2 separate regions of the Homo sapiens genome follow, and region 1 is linked to region 2. A link is an interaction called in ENCODE POLR2A ChIA-PET data of the cell type or tissue named here. Cell type or tissue: A673. All regions are shown on one strand. Each heading gives the region's core, and the rest is flanking DNA. Links, peaks and the distances in the headings are about the cores only. Region 1 overlaps STARD13 (StAR related lipid transfer domain containing 13). Region 2 has its middle 2.7 kb from the start of LINC00423.

What was found. ChIA-PET counts read pairs that join two places held together with the same protein. Peaks named below come from ENCODE experiments on the same cell type or tissue, not always from the same donor. Only the 100,000 strongest peaks of a DNase experiment are listed, where the experiment ranks them.
Region 1: POLR2A ChIA-PET joins it to region 2 with 6 read pairs; 2 of 35 experiments call an interaction of 5 or more read pairs at or near these places.

What each region holds. Positions count from the first base shown.
Region 1 is chr13:33,171,553-33,176,943 of GRCh38, forward strand. The region is part of intron 1 of STARD13 (StAR related lipid transfer domain containing 13); the gene reads right to left. Among named protein-coding and RNA genes, the nearest start is that of STARD13-AS, 100 kb to the right of the region's middle. In A673, for the core only: no CTCF peak of the experiment used is centred there; a DNase peak (open chromatin) is centred at 3,159; H3K27ac peaks cover 4,636 bases.
Region 2 is chr13:32,911,702-32,917,092 of GRCh38, forward strand. No RefSeq gene overlaps it. Among named protein-coding and RNA genes, the nearest start is that of LINC00423, 2.7 kb to the left of the region's middle. In A673, for the core only: no CTCF peak of the experiment used is centred there; no DNase peak of the experiment used is centred there.

The DNA of each region.
Region 1 (5,391 bases), core at 326-5,325, 260 kb after region 2:
TATGTAGGGCTGACGCCTCTTGCCTCCAAGCACACTCCCTAGCCCTATCACCACCACCCACATAAGGTGACCTGATTCTTAAGAGCACCCCATCCCTGTTAGTCTAAGGAGACCAATAGTCATTTGGGGGCTGAAATCAACTGGTTGAAAAGGGAGATATCCAGTGTTTCCACTGGTAGCCTGGTCTAGCAAACATTTTCACTGTTTTACTCAGTAAGTTCAGTGGTTGGTGTGGTGCTACCCGTGCTATTCAGCCATATATCTGCGATTCCACTTAAGGCAAAGTCACTGGCTTTGCCTCAGTTGCCTTACACATGCTTTGAGCATGATGTGACCACTATCCTCAGACAGACCCAGCAGAGGGAAGCTCTTGCTAGCACCTGGGGAGGCACCCACTACCATGGGCATGAGAACAAAGGCACCGTGGAAACAAACCATGGCCGATGTGGGTTTTCACATGAACATATTATCATGTTTCTTAATTATACATGCCCAGTGTTGAAAACTTCCTAATAGAGAAAGTCACAATGAATGAAAAAAGTCAACTCTTGCCCCATTATGAACACCTAACTTTATATATGTTATCTGTCAAAACAGTACTATGCTAATATCTTTGGTTGACTGCTTTTTTCACTTAAGAATACATTGCGAATATTTTCTTATATAATGATCTTATTTGTAAAAAAAATGGGAAATTTACTTTGTTTCGAGAATGATGCTTATTTTTTAAATATTTGATTTTTGAATACTGCCAATTGCATTTCCCTGTAGGAAGATTATAACATCAAGGTAGCCAAGAGAAAAGAGTTCAATAGGACCTCACCAGTGTAGACTGACGGTGGAGAAGGCTGGAAGTCTATGGGAGTTAAAAGAGATTTACAAGCTGTTTCTTTAATGTAGTCTCTTAGCTACAGACAGTCTGTGGACAAGGCTCTGTAGGACCTCAGGCAAGTCAGGAAACATAGTGAGCACAGCAAATTTGCTGCCCAGGTTTGCAGGCCTCATCTCACATTACAACCTCATTGTATTTTTAAGCTGGTGTGTCTAGCGTGCTTCTAGCATGCTTGGGAACAGTGTGTTCTCTTGGCTAAGCATTTTAAGTATGTACATTTTGTTTTACGTTTTTCTCAGCATAGCAAATACTTTTTCAATAGCTCACTGAAAGGTATTGGGTATCCTTTCTAAATGACCAAAAATTCAAATGAGGCCCAAATTAAAATTTATTATTATCAGACATGTAGCTGGCTAGAAAGAATCTGTTCTATTGTGGAAAGTTTATGAAATCATTACATACGAGCACATGTATTTATGTTGTTCCTACAAATCTCCTTGAATTTCTATGGACAAACTGGCTCCAATTTAAATAGGTCTTCTTTTTTAAATGTTCGTTAAAAGTACTTAAGAGAAGTAAGGAAAAGAAAGAGTGTGATCGTCATGGGATTTAAGAAAAAGTAGGCTTGAGTAGAGTGTTTTGTCTTTTCCTTTAAACTGGCCTATTTGGTGGGCACCCTGTTTCTAAAAGACTACGGGTACCAGCATAGCAGGATGACTCAGCCACCACAAGATGCCTGCAGTGGATGAAATTATCACTATTAAAGTATATCAAAGGTGTTAACATTTCAACGGGCTTGTGGTTGCTGGCTTAGGATAATTTATATGGCTAAGGTAGCTTCATTAGTAACTTTACTACTTCAGGAGAATGACTCCTTTGTCTTCAGACAGAATTTCTCTAGTGAAGTCCGTATTTATTGAAGGTGTATTTCTTTGGCCATACATTAAGCCAGTTTTGTTAAAATCAATGCCAGGGTATCCATCCCATCTATATATGGATACCAATGATGCAATCATTAATATTACATAGAACCATACGCTACCACCATAATCCTGCCAGGAGGGCTTTATAACCTTAGTGACAGATACAGGAAGGAATGTCAGATTTTTAGTAGTAACAGACTTTGATTTACATCCCATGGTATGGCATCAGGATATATCTTTTTGCACTTTTAAAATTATATGTTAAGTTATTTTGATATGTAAAAGACCTTAATTGTATACCAAATATAATTTTTTCCTAATATTCATAACATTTTCTTTCCATGATTTTCTAAGTTACTAAGAGGAACTAAAATACAGGTTATTTGGAATGAATTTGGGATTATTAATCACTGAATATTCAAAATAGTGGATCAACTTATAAACACCCACTTTATCTATCCATAATTTGAGGCAATCTTTTCCTTGATGTGCAATAAAATATCTGACTGTCAGCAAGTATACAGCAATAGGAAGAGGAAACCTGGAAGACCCGTATAGAGTGATCACGCTTACCTGTACTCAGTCAAGACAGAGACTCTCAGCTCTGTTTATGTGGACTTCTTTCCCAAACGCAAGAATGAGAGATGTGTTGAGACATAAAATTCCTTCACCAATTCTACACATAAGCCTTGTTTCCTAGGCCTTGAAATATCTTCTGGAAGCTGGATTCATAGCAAATCTAGTCACTTAATTCCTATTAGAGTAAAAGAAGATCGAGCAAATTCTCCAGCTAAGTAGAGAATAAACCTAAGCAGGTTTATTCCTCGTCACTCAAGGGTTATTTTTAATCAGTCTTTTTCAGCCTGGTTGGGGAAACCATAGATATTACGACATATGACATATACGTAAACAAATACGTTACACATATTTACTGTTAATTTTTAATTAGCCTTAAATATATAATTAACATATATATATACTATATAGTCACACACACTTATGCATTTTTTTTTCTTTGTATGCCCACAGTGACGCCCTGCCCTTTCCAGCTGCCATGTGCAGTTCTCCTGCAACTAGGAGGCATACCCTTCCCACCTCACTAATGTTATGCTTGGCCATATGACCCACTTTGGCCAATTAAATGTGAACAGATGTGACCTGTGCTAGTTTCAGAAAAACATCTCAAGAGCCATCCCCTAACCCAACCACCTTTCCTGCTCTTTTCCCTTTACCATGAGGCTAAGAGATATTCCTTCAGCCTAGGTATTGGAATGATGACACTGGGGACAGAGAAACAGCAGACCAGCTGCTGACATGTAATATAAGCAATAAATACACTTGTTTTATGCCACTACAACTTGAGGGGCAATTTGTTCAAGTGGCATAATCTAGCGTAAGCTAATGTAACACAGCTGCCAGCTATTCACTCTATAGATGAGGCATATGGAAGGCACTATGGACCTTTATCTCAAGCGGAAACTGTTGTTGCATGTCTGTTAGTGTGGTGTAGAGATGAACATAGTCTCAGTAATCATTTCTGCTCCGAATTCTGCTTCTCTGCCTAGAGTGCATGATCTATATGAATTCCAAAAAATGTTGTAAACAATCCTCACATGCATCCATGTGTGTGAATGTGTGCTCATATACACATTTGCACCACAGAAAATCAAAAGCTCCGTTGCAAGTGAATGAGGAAACTCATCAGAAATATATTTTCCATGCCTGTATTCCCAATAGTATTTAAAAAGAAAAAAATGTTTACAATCCCCAAACCCCAGTCAATCTGAGAGAAAAAGAAAGCAGAAAATAGATGCTCTCCCAGCCAAATAGTTTCTGACCAGATTGTTTTGACTCAAGTTTTCCATGAAGCAGAGTAGTTCTTTATTCTCCTCTTTCATTTGATACAGATTGTTCCAATCAGGCGCTTGTGGTATTTCTCAGGGAGGCTGCATGCATACATCCCCAGCTTTTTGAAGTTGTGGAGCCACTGCCTACCACTAAATCCCAAGAGATTCTTCAAGATGGAGTCAGTCAAGCAACTGAAATGCAAGGCAGGGAACACAGAGTTGACCAGACAATTAGATAGAGCATCATAATTTGCAAGCATTGGCCAAAACACCTCCATGTTGAACCACCAAGCCAGTAGAGTCTTCAGTAACCCTTCTTGGGACAAGTGCATGAGATTCTGCAGATTGTCTCTCCCTCTCTAATTCAGTTTCTCCAGCTTCTGTAGGAAAGGTGGTGAACAAGAGTCCAGGTTGCTGTCTTGATATTGGCTCTCAGAGCCGAGCTCCAACTTCCACAAAATTGGCCAAATGACCAGTATCAGAAGGGCCTGTGGGTACTCACTCTGTGTCATGCTGATGATTTCTTGCCTGGGGAAGAGCAACTGCTTTGGACAAATCCCACCACCACTAGGAAGTCAGATTTCTTAGCTTTTGACAGGTACTCTTCCATCCTACATTGCTTTAAGATTTTTCTTTTTTAAATGTTAAAAAAATGCGTGTTTTTAGGGATGCAAACTCCTCCTGTATCTTTTCAGACATTTCTGAATGTCTATGCTTGTAAGAGGTTATCTGCTGTTTGATTTGCTCAACTCTTTTTTAGCTCTTGGTACTCCAATTACCCAAGAAGATTTCATGATAGCAGGGGAAAACCTTGCCATGTAGGTGAAAGAAGGAGCACAGATTCTGTTAGGATAAAGTCACTCCAATACTTCTGCAGGCCCTTTTCAATTCCTTTGCTCCTTTTGGGGTTGACATGGCAAGATAGATACAGCTTGGCTGAAGCTTCTGACTCCCTCTGCAAGGCTTTCTGCATGTAACTTCTCAGCAACTGTCATATCTGGATCAATCAAAACTAGTTCTTGCTTAATTTAATTCCAGGAAAAGATTTCCACAGCTCAAGTATAATCCTATTATCTGAGTATACATGAAAACTTGATATTGTATGTATTTTCTTAAAAAATTCCTTGGCACTGGCTCAGAGTGTAAATAAAATATTTACTAGGATTTTTCAACGTGTCTTTGCCAGTTTTCTGGAACCCTTTCTACTTGTCTGCTGAACGTAGGCAACAGCATTGGCAGTATGAATGATTTTCTAAACATGCATCACTCATTCCAGGAATAAAGATTACATTCAAGAAATGAAATTGTTACTAGGTTTACAGCTATCGATAGATTCATTTTTCCCTATGCTCTTCAAGGTCAAAGATACTGCTGAGCTTAAAAGTCTGCTCTCTAAGGGATTTTTATTTGCAGTTTGTTAATAGATATTGACATTATATATTCCTTATAGAAGGAAATTTAAAATGAGTTCAGGTATTTGAAATAGCTTTACTTGATTTGGGATGGAAGAGATGAAGTTCTCCACTGAAGACTTAAGAAACTTAATTCCTATGCTGCAACTCCCTTTTGTCATCAGGCACAGTGATGCATCAATGACTTGTATCATGCTACAATCTAAACACACGGCATACTCAGATTAAAGTTAATTGAGGCATCCCATAAACATGCCACAAATGTAATCCAAAAGGTTAAGAAAGTTACATCAACTATAAAAATGTTTTAAAAGTTTAATATAATAGAAGTTTACAAATTCTGGAATATTTAAAATTGTATAGCAGATAACTTCAAA
Region 2 (5,391 bases), core at 287-5,286:
ACACCCCCTGGTGTTGGTGAGGATGGATCAGCAGGCATAGACATAAACTGCTGTCAGGGCTGTAACAGGAGCAGGCTTTCCTACCAACAGTGCTCAGGCAATGGAGTATCAGTGTGGTGATATATCATTATTCTAATTGGCTGTTTGGGTTTCATTGTATGGGTATGCTATAATTTATTTAATCAACATTTAAGTTGTTTCCAATTTTTCACCATTACAAAAATGCTTAATGACCAGACTTGTATATCTTTCTCTGTCACCTTGACCCATTATGGCTTCGGGGGAAAAAAAATCCCACGAATGGAATTGTTGATTCAAACTTTAAAATACTAATACATAGGGTCAAGTGACCATCTAAAAAGTTGTGTGCTAAGATTATAAATCAATTACCTAAGTTTTATTTCAGTACTTTAATAAAAATGTATATTTTTATGTCTAGGTATTTGCTCCTTCTGAAGCTTAATTTGGGCATAGAGATTTGTTATTTCTATTTTTTCCAAATGATTAGTCAGTTTATCCAACCCATTTTGTTGATAGTCCACCTTGATCATATATCAAGTTCTCACACACACATGAGTCTGTTTCTGAATTATGGATTCTGTGCTATTGGGCTTTCTGTTATTATATAATGGTTTAATGTTTATACTTGTATGCTTATAATATCCAATAGGACAAATGCTCTCTCATTAATTTGCCTGGCTATTTATGCATGCTTATTCATTCAGAAGAAATTTGAAATAAATTTTTTTCCATAACAAAGAAAAAAGTCCCAAATGATTTTTGATTTGGATTTGCATTAAATTTAGTTTTATTTCAAAGAATTGTTATTTTTACAATATATAGTACATGTTAAAAAAGAGGATGTAGTTTTCCCTGCAGTCAAACATCTTATGTTTCTCAATAGAATTTTCTTATTTTCTTCACATGTCATGCACATGACTTATTAAACTGTATTCCTAGCAGTTATATATATATAAAACTATATATTATATTTATACATATGTGTTATAAATGTATTCCTAGGAGTTATGCATATATATAAAATACAGTTACACACATATAGCTCTATATAGATAATATTTACAGATAGATAACATATATAGTAATATATAGATAATATTTACAGATAGATAACATATATAGTAATATATGTTATATATTTATATATGTTATAGCTGTATTCCTGTATATATGTTATAACAACTGTACATATGTTATAACTATATTCCTAGGAGTTATATATAATATATAAACTATTATACATAAAATATATATGTAGCTCTATATATAGAAATATATATATATAAAACTATATGTAATATATATAACTCCTAGGAGTACAGTTATAACATATATATAATATTTATATGTATAAGTTATACATATATTACATATATTATCTATTTGGTAGAGATGGGGTTGCCCAGGCTGGTCTCAAATTCCTGAGCTCAAGCAGTTCTCCTACTTTGGCCTCCTAAAGTGTTGGGATTACAGGCATGAGGCACCATGCCTGGCCTGGAATTTTATATTTTTTGATTTTATAATTCAAGGGATTCCCCCACTCCCAGTTATAGGTCTCTAGCCTGCTCCACTGGAGTCGGCTAATCTGCTTGGCCCCTGGTTGTGCAGTCATCCGGGAGCTCCACTCAGGACTTTGAACTGACACCTGCAAGGGTCGGCGGAGTGAAGAGGCTGGGCCAGGCCCTCTGCCTTCTCCTCTTCCTCCTTCAGTCCTCATCCACCTCTGGTTCCAGTGTGTGGAGCAGGCTCTGTTGTCCTAGTAAATAAAGAAGAATCAACCAACTTCACAAAACCCCCCAGAAGTGACCAGCCATAAAAATATAAGCTTATTCCAAATACCTGGGACCCTGTACCTGGAGTCGTCTGCCACAGGGCAGGTCAGATGTCCCATGGCCGAGGGCTCAGGAGCTGTGGCTGGCGGCTGGTAGCAGCACTGGCTTCTTACCTTGGCCGTGGCCCTAAGTTCCCACATGTGGGAAGTCAGCCTAGTGTGCCATGTGGGAAGTGTCCAGGTTCTTCCTGGGGACACTCTTCTGCCTACATATGTAAAGAGACAGATTTCTGGGGTGAGAAAGGCAGCTCCAGCTTTTAGAGGAGCCAGGAAATCTCCCCAAGGCTCTGACCTGAAGAAAGAACACTCTCTAGAGAACAAGGGAGCTCAATCTTTTTTTAGTTCTGATTTCTATCTCCGTCATTAAAAATCAAGCTTTAAAAATAAGACCCTATCCATTATGTTTTAATAATCATCACTCGGGCTTAAAGTGACTAATAATAAAAGGTTTTTGTTTAAATATTAAACACTAATGGTTTTGTTCTGCTCTTGAGAACTGGAGGCAGACAGTTGAAAATGGGTTCACAGTGTGCCCTGGCCCTGGGGTCTGGGCTGATGACTAAGGTGACCCCTGGGAAATGGCACCTGTAATCGGAGGCTTGACTGTCTCCCACACTACCCTTACCTTGGCCCATGTCACAGTCCCAGGCTGCCTCCTCGCTCTGGCAGCAGTGTGGGGCTTCCCAAAAGGCTTTTGCCTTTTTGTTTTCCCAAATGACCAATGGATCTTTTAGAGAGGAATCTATTGTCAATTGCTTCCTTTTTTTTTTTTTTTTTTGATGCTACAAGACTACTTTGAAGCTCAGAAAGCCAAATCCTTGATCTTAATAATAGTAGCTATTATCTGGCACTGAGCTGAAGCTTTATATACATTATGCTATTTAAAGTTTACAAGAACCCTGAAGGATACACAATATTTTTCCTATTTTAAGTATGAGAATTCTGAGGCTTAGAAATTTTAAATAGCTTTCCAAGGACACCAGATTGTAAGCAGTAGAAGGAAGATTTGGAATCAGTTTTTATCTGATTCCAAATAACATGCTCTTTCCATTGCCCTAACTCACATAACTAGATAATAATTACATAATGGGTGTAGCCCTCTTGAGACATAATTTTACTTTTATTGGACAAACCTCTTTTTTTTTGAGTGAATGGTATTTCAGGGATGATTTCAGAGCATGAGCAACTGGGCATAGTGGCATAAACATAGTAGAAAATACACTGGGCTTCACCATGTGCCAGCCATTGTTCTGAGTATTTTGTAAAGATTAAATCATTGGATCCTCACAACCATGCCATGATGTAGTGTTTCAGCATGTTCAGGCGACTATACCAAAATACCATAGACAGGAGATGGCTTATAAACAACAGAAATGTATTACTCACAGCTCTGGAGGCTGGGAAGTCCAACCTCAAGGTGCTGGTGGATTTAGTGTCTGGTGAGGGCTTGCTTTCTGGTTCATAGATGGTGCCTTTACTGTGTCCTTGCATGGTAAAAGGGGAAACAAGTTCTCTGGAGTTTCTTTTATAAGGACATTAATCCTGGTTATGAGGGCTCTGTCCTCATGGACCTAATCATGTTCCATAGGTTCTGTCTCCTAATACCATCCCCTTGGAAGGTAGGATTGCAACAGAGGAAATTTTGGGGGACATAAACATTCAGACCATAGCATGCAGGTTCCGTTACTATCCCTCCATTCTACAGTTGAAGCACAGAGATGTTAAGCAAATTGTCTAATGTCTGATAACCAGCAAGTGGCTGAGCTGGGATTTGAACCCAGACAGGCTAGATGCAGAACCCTGTGCTCTTAACCATGTATATAGGGCCTCTCTAACCAAGACAAGGGAGGCTATAGGAGGAGGCTTCATGGTGGGGTGAGGACCAGTGGTTAAGAGTTCCATTTGAGCATATTGTATTTGAGGTGGACTATTATGTATCCAAATGGAGCTATCAAGAAGGCATTCAGGTCTCAGTTTGGAACACAGGTAGTACGTAAAGCCTGAGATAAGATGGAATCACCTCTAGAGAGTGTGTGCATGGAGAAGAGAAGAGACCCATGGCCCTTTCCATATCCTAAAGTTGGGCAGAAGAGGGAGGGTTGGCAAAGGACTCAAGTGGTTCTTCCCTTTCTCTCACACCCACATCCCAATCCTCAAGCAAGTCCTGTGGATTCCAACTTGACTCCCCCCACTCCTTATCACTTCCCAGACATCCACATGGCTCTCTCCTACAATCTGCAGAGTCCCCTCGCGTCTACTCTGATTCCTTTCTGGCTGCCACCATCCTTTCTAAGCTCTTACCACACTAGCCTTCTTGTTTGGAATATGCAGGCACAGATCTAAGTTATACCAAACTCAGCCAGGGACATCATCACTTATTTTCCTTAAAAACATTTTTTCCCCCATATGCCTAGAGTCTGCAAAACAAACTGTGATGAGAACATGGCATGCAAATCCAGCTCTTCTCTCTTCTACATGCATCATTAGCCCAGTCACTTTTGACAACGATGAGCAGTGGGACACATTTGGCTTGCTTCCTAGGGATTTCAGCGTAGAGTAAAATTCACTTTTATTGAATAGGTAGAAATCAAGGTCAACCTCTAAAATGGGTTTTCTTGGAAAAATGGAAAGTAGTAATTTACCCCATGAATCATATTTTTAAAAATTAAATTCTACTTCAATAATAAGAGGTGATAGAAGATGCTATTGTATTTCCTTTTTTGCTTTGTTAAAGAATCAGGATTGAGGCCAGCTGTGTGTGTAGGAGAAAGAGTCAGCAGAATCTCTTTTTATTTCTTCCCTAATCTAACTCTTTCTGAAGGGTCAGAAAACTAGTTGCTGTTCCTTTCTTGTTTCTTGATCTTTTCTCAGCCCTCTGCAATATTACTTTTTCCTCTCTGGCTTCTTATTGCCTGTCTTCATTCATTCTTACTCCTTGCCTACCACCCACCGCCAGGAGACTGTCCTGTGTCCCAAGAGCCTACTCTGGTTCCCGATGTGTAGTAGCCCTCCCCGCACAACATAGCCCAGTGGCCCAAGTTCTCACACACTGCTCTGCCTTTGCTTAGGTAGTTCTTATTGCGTGGCATGTATTTCCCTCATTTTTCTACTTAAAAAACTTACTGCCCATGACTGGCTCAACTGTCCCTTCCTCGGAGAATATTCATCAACCACTCTCTTCCTCCCCCAGGGAGAACTGAGTCTTCCTAAGGCTGTTCCCATAATACTATGAATAGATTGCAATGCAGGGGATCAGAATATGCCAACCTTGAAGATGCCACTTTGGCTTAAGAATAATTTTAAGCTGAAGGTGATTGAGAAGCAGCAAATGGAGGAAAAGCTTTCTATCCTCCCTTTTCCTAACTTAAGGCAGAATATGAATTTCCCTTGGTGAAGTTGTTCCCCTTTCCTTTTCCCATATCCAGAGTTGAGAAACGACAATTATCACTAGAGACAAAGAGGGCACCAGGTTGGGTCTGCACAAACAAACATTACCAAAATAACTCTTATCATCCATTAATTTTCCCCATATATTTACC